Regions from separate parts of the Mus musculus genome. Here region 2 is linked to region 1. Evidence: chromatin loops called from intact Hi-C (ENCODE). Cell type or tissue: left cerebral cortex. All regions are shown on one strand. Each heading gives the region's core, and the rest is flanking DNA. Links, peaks and the distances in the headings are about the cores only. Region 1 overlaps Gm36287 (a long non-coding RNA gene). Region 2 has its middle 31 kb from the start of Gm36441.

Region 1 (5,372 bases), core at 89-5,088:
CACACTCGCTTATTTGAATTAATGCCAACTACTCCTTTGCGGAGGACACCAACACCCCCACCCCCACGGGGCAGCCTGAGTAACCTCCTCTGGCCTCAGCTCCCTGGAGGCATCCAAGGTTATCAGCAGCATGGCCCAGAAGAATCCAACTACTGAAATCGCCATCACCCCCACAGAGGGAACCAGATGTGCTGCCCGTGTAGCCTCCACTGTGATGCTGCCACAGAGTGGGCTTCCAGGTCTGTGCAGAGGGCTGCTTTGTACCTTTGCAGTAACAGAAGAACGATTTCCCCAAACATCTATATTCTGATGTGTCACACTGAATCCCCAAGGAGGGACTGACTGCCCTGTGTGGCCTGTTTTGGCTTTCACAGACACGGCTGGTGGAAGTGTACCCATACCTGTACATGCTATATAAACCTGATCCTGTATACATCATCACCCATACACTGCATTTGATGATCTTATTTGCATTAAGACAAAGTCTGAAATGTGCCAGTTACTGACTGGGTGACTTCTGAGAGGTGACTAGAAAAAAAAAGAAAAAGAAAAAGAAAATCTGTGACCTAGTATTGCTCCAGAGTGTTTGCAAAGGGACCAAATAGGGAGAAAACATTAAGATGACCCCGGAAGGCCTCCTGGAAGTGACTTTGAGAGCTGGGTGACAGCCATCAGTAGCAGAGCCAAGGAAACAGAGTTGGGGAAGAAGGCGGCTGTGTCCTGCAGCAACGCCGAGAGCCCTTCCCTCCAGGGCCAGCTCCCCTAGGAGGGCAGAAAATGACTGGCTATCCTCATTACCCCGGCTATGTCTATCTCCTCCCTCAGGGCTGAGGTCTTCGTATGTCAGATGGGAAGAGCAAGCATGGCAGCCTGTCCAGGAAAGCAGGTGAGACAGGGCCTGTGGAACTACACAAGGGCCATTGTCCACATTCTGTCCCTCTTCCTCAGGGGTGGCAGAGAATACTTCCTCCCAGAAGGAAAGTGGAATCAGGTCCTCACCCCTTCCCACCTCCCCACAGTGGCCCCTTGGGGCATGTGGCCAGAATGGGGGGGGGTGGCCGACCTCACCCCTTTGTCACTGAGGAAGCTTCTAAGGGATGCACAGAATCTGCCACTGTCTCCTCATCTAAAGATCATCGATAATTACAAGAAAAAACTCAATAAACCCAAGAACACAGAGACAGCCTTCTTGGGGTGATCTTAAATGAGCCCCTTGGGGGTGCTTATTCCCTTGCTTAAGGGGTCAAAACTCAGATGGATGAAAGTGGGCTCTGAAAGGACCACGGGAGCCAACAGTGGGCACATACACTTGACCGAACACTATACACTGCACACAGCCCCAGAACCCCACAGGTGAACTCCATGGATTGTCAGATTGGCGACTTCAGCCACACTTGGCTCAGTGTCCTAGGCTCCGTTACAGGAAGAGGCTCCTTCCCCGTGGCTGTAGAGATGGGGAGCAGAGCCAAGTACAGTCAGAGATCCAGCCATAGAAAGGATGAAGAAGTTAACACTATCTGCACATTGCCCCAGGTCTCAGGGGACATCACTAAGGTCAGAATGTCCTGTGTGTGGAATGACTCGTCAACTATGTAAACTTGCACAGAACACATGGAGCACCAAGGACTTTGCTCTCCGCCGAGGAGCCAGCCAGCCCTAGGACCCTAATCAGCCAGAATCCCCAAACTGGGAAAGGAGCCATTAAGAACCACAGAGAGCCACTGAAACCTCAGAGACTCCATTATCCGCACTCTTGACCTTCCTTGCTAGGCCCCTCAGCCAGCCCTCACTGCCCTCCTTCACCACTGGGCTTCCCAGGTTTACTAGGGAGCACCCCTGGCCTCCCTCAGGCTGTACTTTGAAATTTCAGGTGTCCGGCTCCTGGAACATCAAAGATGACACCTGTCCTGCTTCCTTAACCCAGTGGCCTGGGGAAGTCCAGCCAGCCCCAGGGTCTGCGGGTCATACTCCAAGAAGCTGGCTTTGATCAGAGACTCGTTGGCCTTGTAGCCCCCATGTCCCACATTCACTTCTCAGGCAGGTGCAGTGGCTCTGTTGCTGCAGGCAGGTGGCAGCTGAGAACTACTGCCTAGACTCATGTCCCTTTCCCGTTCCACCAGCCCTGCCCTCCAGGAGCCGCAGCCCATGTGATTACGGGTTAACGGGTTAACCGCTTTAATTTTAGAAGCAACCCCGAACAATGGCATAGCAGACACTGGCTGTGCGTCTCACAATTCACGTTCTCTACATACTGGGACAGCAATATTTTTAGGCCCTATTCAAGTAACCTGCCCCGCCTGCCGATGAAATATTAATTAAAGGTTACACTTTCAGCCCTCAGAAAATGATTACACAAGATAGCAATTATATTTTCTGTATATTAAAACTGCACCTTGCTGTGCACAGGAATTAATAATTGCAAACCCAGTTGTTACAGTGGCACCATCAAAGCTGGAAGGAGGCGTGCCTGAGAGGGGAGAACAGACCCACAAAGAAAGTGGGTGACTTCAAAGAACAGAATCCCACATTCAGAGCTGGGATTGCTTCTCAAGGTCATTAACGATTCAGGATGTCTGACAGAGTGGCCCAGTTACAGAGTACACGGAGAAACAGAATTTAGAACAGGGTGCAGCTACTGCCTGGATTCTGGTGGCTAGACTGTCTGCAACCTGGCATCCCAGGGGCCAGTGAGGCAGCTCTTTGAGCCTCTTCCAAGGGACTTTAAGACTCAAGATAGCCAGAAGTTTGGAAAGCCAGCAATTCAAAGCTTCCCAGTTCTCCCACTAAAGGAAAATGGCAGCACATAGACCAGAAGATAGCAGTAGTGGCAGCCGACTTGATCAAGCACCTACCGCAGCCTCCTCTGTGAAGTAGGAATTCCTATCTCCATTTTATAAATAAAATCAAAGATCCAAAAACATTAAATGACTTGCCCACTATGACACAGGAAATGGCAGGATTAGGATCCAAACTGATTGTCCCACAAGTCTGTAAGTGCCAGGATGCTAAGTTTGTTCAGGGTAGTGTCTCTACAAGCCACCTAACATCATGACCAACACATGGTCAGTAAATTTTACTAGTGTATGAATGAATGAATGAATGAATGAATGAACCCCTGAATTAATCAATCATCCTTGCTTGGGAGGTCAAACTCTACAAACCAGCAAAGCAGACTTTTTTCTTTAAATTGCTCTGACTTTTGATGGGTCTGGTATTCCAGGGAGTAGGCGTGCCTCTTGCATACATCAGACAGACATCATACCACCCCCCAACCCATGGCCTCATTTTTCCCTTCAAGACATTGTCAAACATTTTCCACAAGACAAAATATGACACCGGTGGCATGTGTCATGAAACACTTATGGTTTATTTGACTCTGTGACAATGGGAAAATCAGATACTTTCTACAAAGCTCCCTAAAGAAGCCCTTAGTGACCATGTCAAATCTCACCATGACCCTGAGCAGAGGTCCCATGACCCTCTCTGCCCTTCAAGTCTGAGAATTGGTCACACAGAGAAGCCTTATTTCTTTTCATGGAAGGCGAGCATTCAGGTCACAAAGGGGTGGATCCATAGGGAATGGTGGCTCTGCTGGTATCTCCTTGTGACCTAGAGGGCTGGCTAAATGCAAGGGAGAATTTGCAGCTAGAGACTGGAAGAGTGGGGATGCTGTAAGGCCACTCAGCTAGATCCCCTGTAGAGAAAGAGAAGAACACCCACCCCTGGCCCCAGGCCCAAGCCAGCTCCTTGGAAGACAAAGACCAGCCTAGATGAACGAATTCTTCTGGGCATTCTGGTGGATGGTTCTACCACATGGGCAAGCTAAGAGGGTTGAGAGGAAGCCACCCAGGGCATCCAGTAGCTTCTGCACACAGGGTGCCTCTCAGACTGAGTTCCTGGACACAGCCTGGCAGAGTACCAGAAGCCCATCGCCCTCACCACCCATGCTGATGAGGGGACTGCCTGGCAGCAGCTGTCTGCCTCCCCAGCATGCAGCACCGTTGGCACTGATCTGGGGGCCAGACACAGACGTGGAAAGTTGCAAGCGAAGTGCAGTAGTGCATTAGAGTCCCAGAAAGTTGGAGGCTAAGACCAAAGAATTACTTGAGTCCAGCAATCTACTGGCACTGAGACCCTATCTCAAAACACACTAAGAACTCACCCTTGAGAATCATGCAGCATACAGAGAGAGCAGAGCCATGAATAGTGGCTTCAGTATATACTGAGCAGAAACCCGAGCCAACCAGTTTGTGTATGATTCCCCTGGACCCTTAACAAGTTACCTCCTCAGAGGGAATGTCCCTGAGGCACCTTCCAGTCCAATCCTACAAAACTGTTTTTATCAGATTGCCCTCTGTGCTGAGGACAGCCTAACAGGAAACTTGGATAACGCCAAGGCCATGGGCATCGTGGGAAGGGACAGTGGGAAGGAGGAACTCTCTGAAGCGCCTTGGCAGCCAGAGAGCTCCATAGAACTAGGCCATCGGGCTCTGCTCTGGGGGCTGATTCATAACTGCTCCAGACACACTTAACAAGCAGGGGAGTCTTTGAATTTCCATGACCAATCTAGGCTCTGGGGTCCCAGCTCTGCATCAGGCTAAGACCCTTTCCCCATTGCCGTCATTGCATGACTAGAACCCTACAGAAGGTTCCAGACCTTGTAGTGAGGCCGCCTCTAGGGAATCTTTTAACTTCACAGAGTTTGAGCCCCTCGCACTGGAGGAGACCAAGATGGCGGGTCTAACTCACCATGACTATGTAAGGCTATTTTGGTTTCTTTAAACATTTCATTCCTTGCTTGTAAGCAGGGAAAGCAAACTGCCCAGATCAAGGCCCCCACGGTTCTCAAACCCTACCATCTTCATTTAGCAAAGGAGTCCCAAAGCCATTTACTCTTTCTGATTCTGCATTCATTCGCTTGACTCGGCCTCCTTGGGCACACAAAGCACAGAACCCAGTGAGTAGGCAGGTACCCTACAAAACAAGGCCTACCTCCCTCACCTCTAACTTCCGGGCAATTCCCTGTTAAGCTAAGGCTCCTTCTGGGAGGTAGCAAAGCCTAAGGCATGAACATGGGTGGAGGAGGAACAGTCATAGTCGGAGGCAGCCACAGGCTACAAGAAACTGGCCCAGGTCACAGCAACCCAGAAATACCACTTTTAGCTTCAGCAAAGGCTCCGTTCTGGGAGTTCCATAGCAAACCCTTCCAAAGTTCCTCGTGGGACTTTTGTGAGCTGCTTTAGGGTCAGTTTTGAGTGGTGGGAGGTAGGCAGACCCACAAGGTAGGGACCAGCAAACTCCAGCTGAGACTCCAGCCAAGGCAGGATACCTTCCTGTCCCCAGACTGGCCTCCTGCAGTGAGAACAGGTAAT
Region 2 (5,372 bases), core at 186-5,185, 79 kb before region 1:
GGAGAAGGGGGAGAAGGGGGAGAAGGGGGAGAAGGGGGAGAAGGGGGAGAAGGGGGAGAAGGGGGAGAAGAAGAAGAAGAAGAAGAAGAAGAAGAAGAAGAAGAAGAAGAAGAAGAAGAAGAAGAAGAAGAAGAAGAAGAAGAAGAAGAAGAAGAAGAAGAAGAAGAAGACGACTTCTTGTGTTTTGCAGATTGTATCTTGGATATTCTAAGTTTCTAGGCTAATATCACAGCAAAACCTCTCCTGGGCATATACCCAGAAGATGTTCCAACTGGTAATAAGGACACATGCTCTACTATGCTCATTAAGCAGCCTTATTTATAATAGTCAGAAGCTGGAAAGAACCCAGATGTCCCTCAACAGAGGAATGGATACAGAAAATGTGGTACATTTACACAATGGAGTACTACTCCCCGCTATTAAAAACAATGAATTTGTGAAACTCTTGGGCAAATGGATGGATCTGGAAGATATCATCCTGAGTGAGGTAACCCAATCACAAAAGGACTCACTTGATATGCACTCACTGATAAGTGGGTGGTCCTTTTCTTAACTCCTGGGCTTTGGTATGGGACAAGGGATGGGGATGCCAAGGTGTCAGTTGTCAGATCTCAAGCTCACTCCTCACTCACAGCCCAGAGCCCAAACTCCCCCGTGTCCACGGGTGCCCAAGGGCTGAGGAGAACATCATTTAGTGGCTATAAGAGCTTGTGAGCCACTCATTGCACCATACACTGAGGGGGGGTGGGTAACTCAGCGAGATTGAGAAACCTCAGTTTCTGCTTCCTAAATATCTAATTCTTTATTTAAGATTTGGCCTTGTTGCCAGAAATTAGCAAGTGACAATGTATTTTGACTCTTTAAAGTGTGCTGGGAACACATGAATCTACTTTTCCATAAAAGAGATTACTAATCGATACTTAAATTTATGATGGTCAGAAATGATATATAAGACATTTCCACAATGTTAAGACCTCGAGAGTGAGTGAGAGGCTGGAAGATAGCTCAGTGGGTAAAGCGCTTTCTACACAAGATCCCAGAACCTTCGTAAAAGATGGATGCCACAGCACATCTGACCAAAACGCTCCTACAGAGAGACAAGGGGCAGAGACAGGAGCTCATAAGCCAACCAGCATGTGTAGCAAAAAACCACAGAGACCCTGTCTAAAACAAGCTGGAAGGTCCCTGATATGAGTCACATGACACTGTGAGGGTGAGAGAATAAATTAGAAGTCTAAAGAACCCAACTCGTATAACATTACCTGCCTGATTCTTCCTCTTTAAGGACTTACCCAGCCATCTACCAGCAAGCACAGCTACCAACTACCAAATGCATATATTCTTGGCACGCTGTCTTAGACTGTGCAAGCTCTGTGATGTGGGTAATATTGTTTTTCCCATGCAGATGACTTTTTTATTGTGGTAAGAACTCTCAATATGAGATTGCCCGTGTTAACAGACATGCAAGTATTCAGGAAATTGCTGCTCACTGGAGGCCCAATGTCTATAGCTTATACATTCAGCATCAGGGAAACTTCCTGTCTGTTCCCTTCTCTCTCCACTTCCTGGTATCATTCCATTCACTGAGGCCATGAATGTGGCTACTTCCAAATGCCACAAGTACATGAAATCATATAGTGTTTGTTTTCTATGGCTGGCATATTTTACTTAGTAAATGTCCTCAAGGCTTACCCATTCCTTCTTCTTGAGGGCTAAATAATATTCCATCCTTTGTAGATGCTATGTTTTCTTTACACATCTTTCTGTCAGTGGACATTTATTAGGACTGTTTCTACATCTTTCCTATGTAGGCAGTGTGATTAAACCCATTTAACAGATGAGCTAACTGAGAGTCAGAGAAGTCAGGAAGCCCTCAAATTCAAGTACCCTTGTCAAACCGGGTCTTGACTGACTCCCCACCTTCTCCCTGCCTATGGCTTGTATACCTCAAGCATTAGCAGTCACATAGAGGGAAGTTGCCAGAGTCCCCTTTCTCTCTGTTTTACAGGTAGCCTGCAGATCCTGCCAGGCCTGCCTGCAGGTGCTAAATACGAAGGGAGCCAGGCAAGGCTAAGCCATCCTATTTTAAAGGCCCATTTCTACCATTCCACATTATCCTCCTCCAACCTGCAATGAAAACACACAGGGGAGGGGTGTAAAAGTCTTGTGGTGTGTGGCCTGGCCGGGCATGTTTTATACCCACAGGGTCAGTTTCCTTGGGCTGGCAAGTGCTAAGTAGGCTGCTGGCTTCCAGGGATATCCTAGCCAGAGAGAGTAGAGTGGTGAGAGAGGAAACAGTAGCCAATTAGGACAGTTTTACTGCCTGGAGTCCCAGGAGGGGAATCTGGGCCATCCCCGTGGAGAAGGGATTGGCTGGGAAAAGATTCACGAAAAAGGAGGTGCTGCCATGGTGTTAAGACCAGACTGAAGAAAGAAAGAGACCAGTGACCTTGTTAGGCATCTCTGTGTCTCTGTAGGGATGGGTGGACTAAGGCAGTGTGAGTCACCTGGATGACCCACCAGCAGTTCCTCCTGCCCTGAGACGGGAGAGAAGGGTGTACTTACACGTGGATGCAAGGCAGAGAGTACGCTCTTCACCTCAGCACTAAAACACGAACTGAGGAGCTGGGCGAGGAGCCCTTTGGGATTTGTTCCTTCTGGTTGGGAAATGCACCCAGGAAGGTTAGTTAGGAGGGTTCGAATGAAGAATCTCTTGGGTGAGTGTAACCAAACAGCCTTTGCGGTCCCCCTTCCTTGGGAACTTACCGGACTTAACAGGAAGTCCCCTTTACCCAGACCACTTCCCAGCATCAGAAAGAACAGGACATCCTGTCCCCACAGCTCTGCAAGGTCAAATCAACCAGCGGCATCTCTGTCCCCTTTTCTCACCAGAGGCCAGCGCACGGCCTCCTCATCAACATTCTGCCGGCTGGGCGTCGAAGCTGCGGGAACTGAGAAGTAGGTCACCCCACAGGCTAGGAAGGCTGCTGTGTGGTTTCAGCTAACTGGGTTGCTGGAAAGCCCCCCTGCCCACAGTTATCCCCTGAGTCACCACCTCACAGTGGCGAGGCAGCAGGCTGACTCCGTCTGAGCTCAGCTCGCAAGGCTGTGCTGTGTGGGGCATGGGAGGAGTGAAACCCACCTCTGAAACAAAATCCAATAGTATCACCCTTCAAGAGCCTTCCAGAAACCAGCCTTGGTAGAGGAGCACCCGGGGGCACTGTTGGGGAGGACTCTGCCTTTGTCCTAGATCCCCAGTACTCTGACAGATCTAAGCACTTGGGCCACAGGAGCTGGAAGCAGAAGTGGCCCAAAGGTCTGGGAGGTTTCAGGGGACACAGGTCAGGTGTACAGAGAGAGAAGCCTGGGACCAGAGGACATCAGGGTAAGAGCCACCCGTAGCTAGGTGGCAGTTGTTTAGATCCCTATGCAGAGTCAGAACAAGGGAGGAGGGTAGTGCAGTATTCACCCTCTTTTTCACCTTCTTTGGCCCCGTGTGTTTTTTGTTTGGTTGATTTTGGAGGTTTTGGGTGGGTTTTTTTTTGTTTGCTTGCTTGCTTTTTTTTTTTTTTTTTTTGGTTTTGGTTTTGGTTTTTTGGTTTTGTTTTCATTAATTTATTTATTTACTTTACATCCCAATGGAAGTTTCCCCATCCCCCTCTTCTCTCAGTCCCTCCCTCTCAACGCCCCTCCCCTCACCCTCCCCCCTTTCTCCTTAGAGAAGGGGAGCCTTCCCTTGGATATTATCCCACCTTGATATATCAAGTTCTAATAGGACTCGGTGCATTTTATTCTAGTGGGGCTAGGCAAGGCAGTCCAGTTAGTGGGGAAGGGATCCAAAGGCAGACAACAGAGTCAGTGACAGCCCCTGCTCCTGCTGTTAGGGGTCCCACATGAAGACCAAGTTGCACATCTGTTACATATGTGCAGGGGGCCTAGGTCTGACCTGTGTACGCTCTGTGGTTGGTGATTCAGTCTCAGTGAGCCCCGATAAGGCTCGTGTGTCTTGCTAAGGAGGTGGCATTGTACCTGAAGACACTGGAGCCGGTCTGGGTATTTTCTGGTGGAAAATTATGACCAGATATCTACTTTAGAAAGATGCCTCTGGGGCTGGGCAGTCCATTCAATCAGTAAAGCACTTGCAAGATCCGAATTAGATCTTCATAGCCCATGTAAAAGAAAAGGCATGTGGCATGGCTCCCATTCATAATCCCCATATTGGGTAGACAGAGACAGGCAGATTTCTGGGACTTCCTATCAGTCAACCTAGCCTACTTGGAGAATTCCAAGCCAGTGAGAGACCTTCTTTCAATAAAAAGAAGTAGACAGAACCTAAGAAATGACACTCAAGTTTGTCCACTGCTGGGAACAAGCATCTACAAGTATCAACACACACACACACTAAATATACACAAACACACTCACACACACACACTCATACACACACATCTAAGGAACCCATTAGGAGGAGAGTGACTCAGGACAGAGATTGCTTGGAGGGACACAAACGCACCCAACAGATGACAGTGTGAGGGAAACGGGAGAGGCAGAATGTCTGATGAGCTGAGAATGATTTGGTCTGCACATAATATCTGCTGTGTGTCCCTGGGTACGTGACCTACCTTCATCATCTTGCCCAATCTCTCCAGTTCCCTGATATGGGGCCTGAACTTGTCCACTTGATGGGAAGGGGATGAGACACAAAAGGCATCAGATCCCAGAGCTGGGGAATGCGGATTGAGGGTAACTGCTCCCAGAATCTCTTGCTAACCCCAGCCTGGCACACCCAGCTTCAAGAGTCAGCCAGAAGATCTGGATGGGTGGCATGATTAGACACAGGCAAGGGGTATATCAGAAAGAAAGTCTCGGCAGACATACCCAGAGGAACATTCAAGGCATTGTTACCCTGTAAACTTTCTGTAGTATATTCTAGAATGTTCTACATTTCTATTGCTGTCCAAGAGAATGCCCAAATGCACTCACTATTGCTACGTGTGCTTGAAATATGGCTATTGGGAATTTCAACTTTTATTTTATTATCATTAACTTAAACTTGAGCCATTACCTGTGGTGAGTTGGTGGCCAGGCTAGCCAAGGAAGATCAGTTTTGGAGCCAACACAAACTATGCTTGAAGCACAGAAAGCCCAGCCTAGCCTGGGCCAGAACTGCACAATCAGTGACTTCTGCTTAATGGGTCCAAGTGCCTGCTACTAGCTCTCCACATTTCTTGGGATAACAAAGACCCACAAAGGTAAAGGAACGACCCGTCTTTACCTACAGAAAACCAGGGTATGAACTGGGGAGATGGCTCGATGGGTAAGGTTCTTGCCTTACAAGCATGAGAATCTGAGTTGGATCCCTGAAACTCTCA

The links. A loop is a pair of places that touch in the nucleus more often than their neighbours do. Peaks named below come from ENCODE experiments on the same cell type or tissue, not always from the same donor. Only the 100,000 strongest peaks of a DNase experiment are listed, where the experiment ranks them.
Region 2: it touches region 1 in a loop (7-fold over the local background); 2 of 42 quality-filtered maps call a loop at or near these places.

The regions. Positions count from the first base shown.
Region 1 is chr12:25,158,348-25,163,719 of GRCm38, reverse strand. The region is part of intron 4 of Gm36287 (a long non-coding RNA gene); the gene reads right to left. Among named protein-coding and RNA genes, the nearest start is that of Gm36287, 21 kb to the right of the region's middle. In left cerebral cortex, for the core only: a CTCF peak has its summit at 2,066; a DNase peak (open chromatin) is centred at 2,600; H3K27ac peaks cover 708 bases.
Region 2 is chr12:25,237,903-25,243,274 of GRCm38, reverse strand. No RefSeq gene overlaps it. Among named protein-coding and RNA genes, the nearest start is that of Gm36441, 31 kb to the right of the region's middle. In left cerebral cortex, for the core only: no CTCF peak of the experiment used is centred there; DNase peaks (open chromatin) are centred at 2,352 and 2,918; H3K27ac peaks cover 1,843 bases.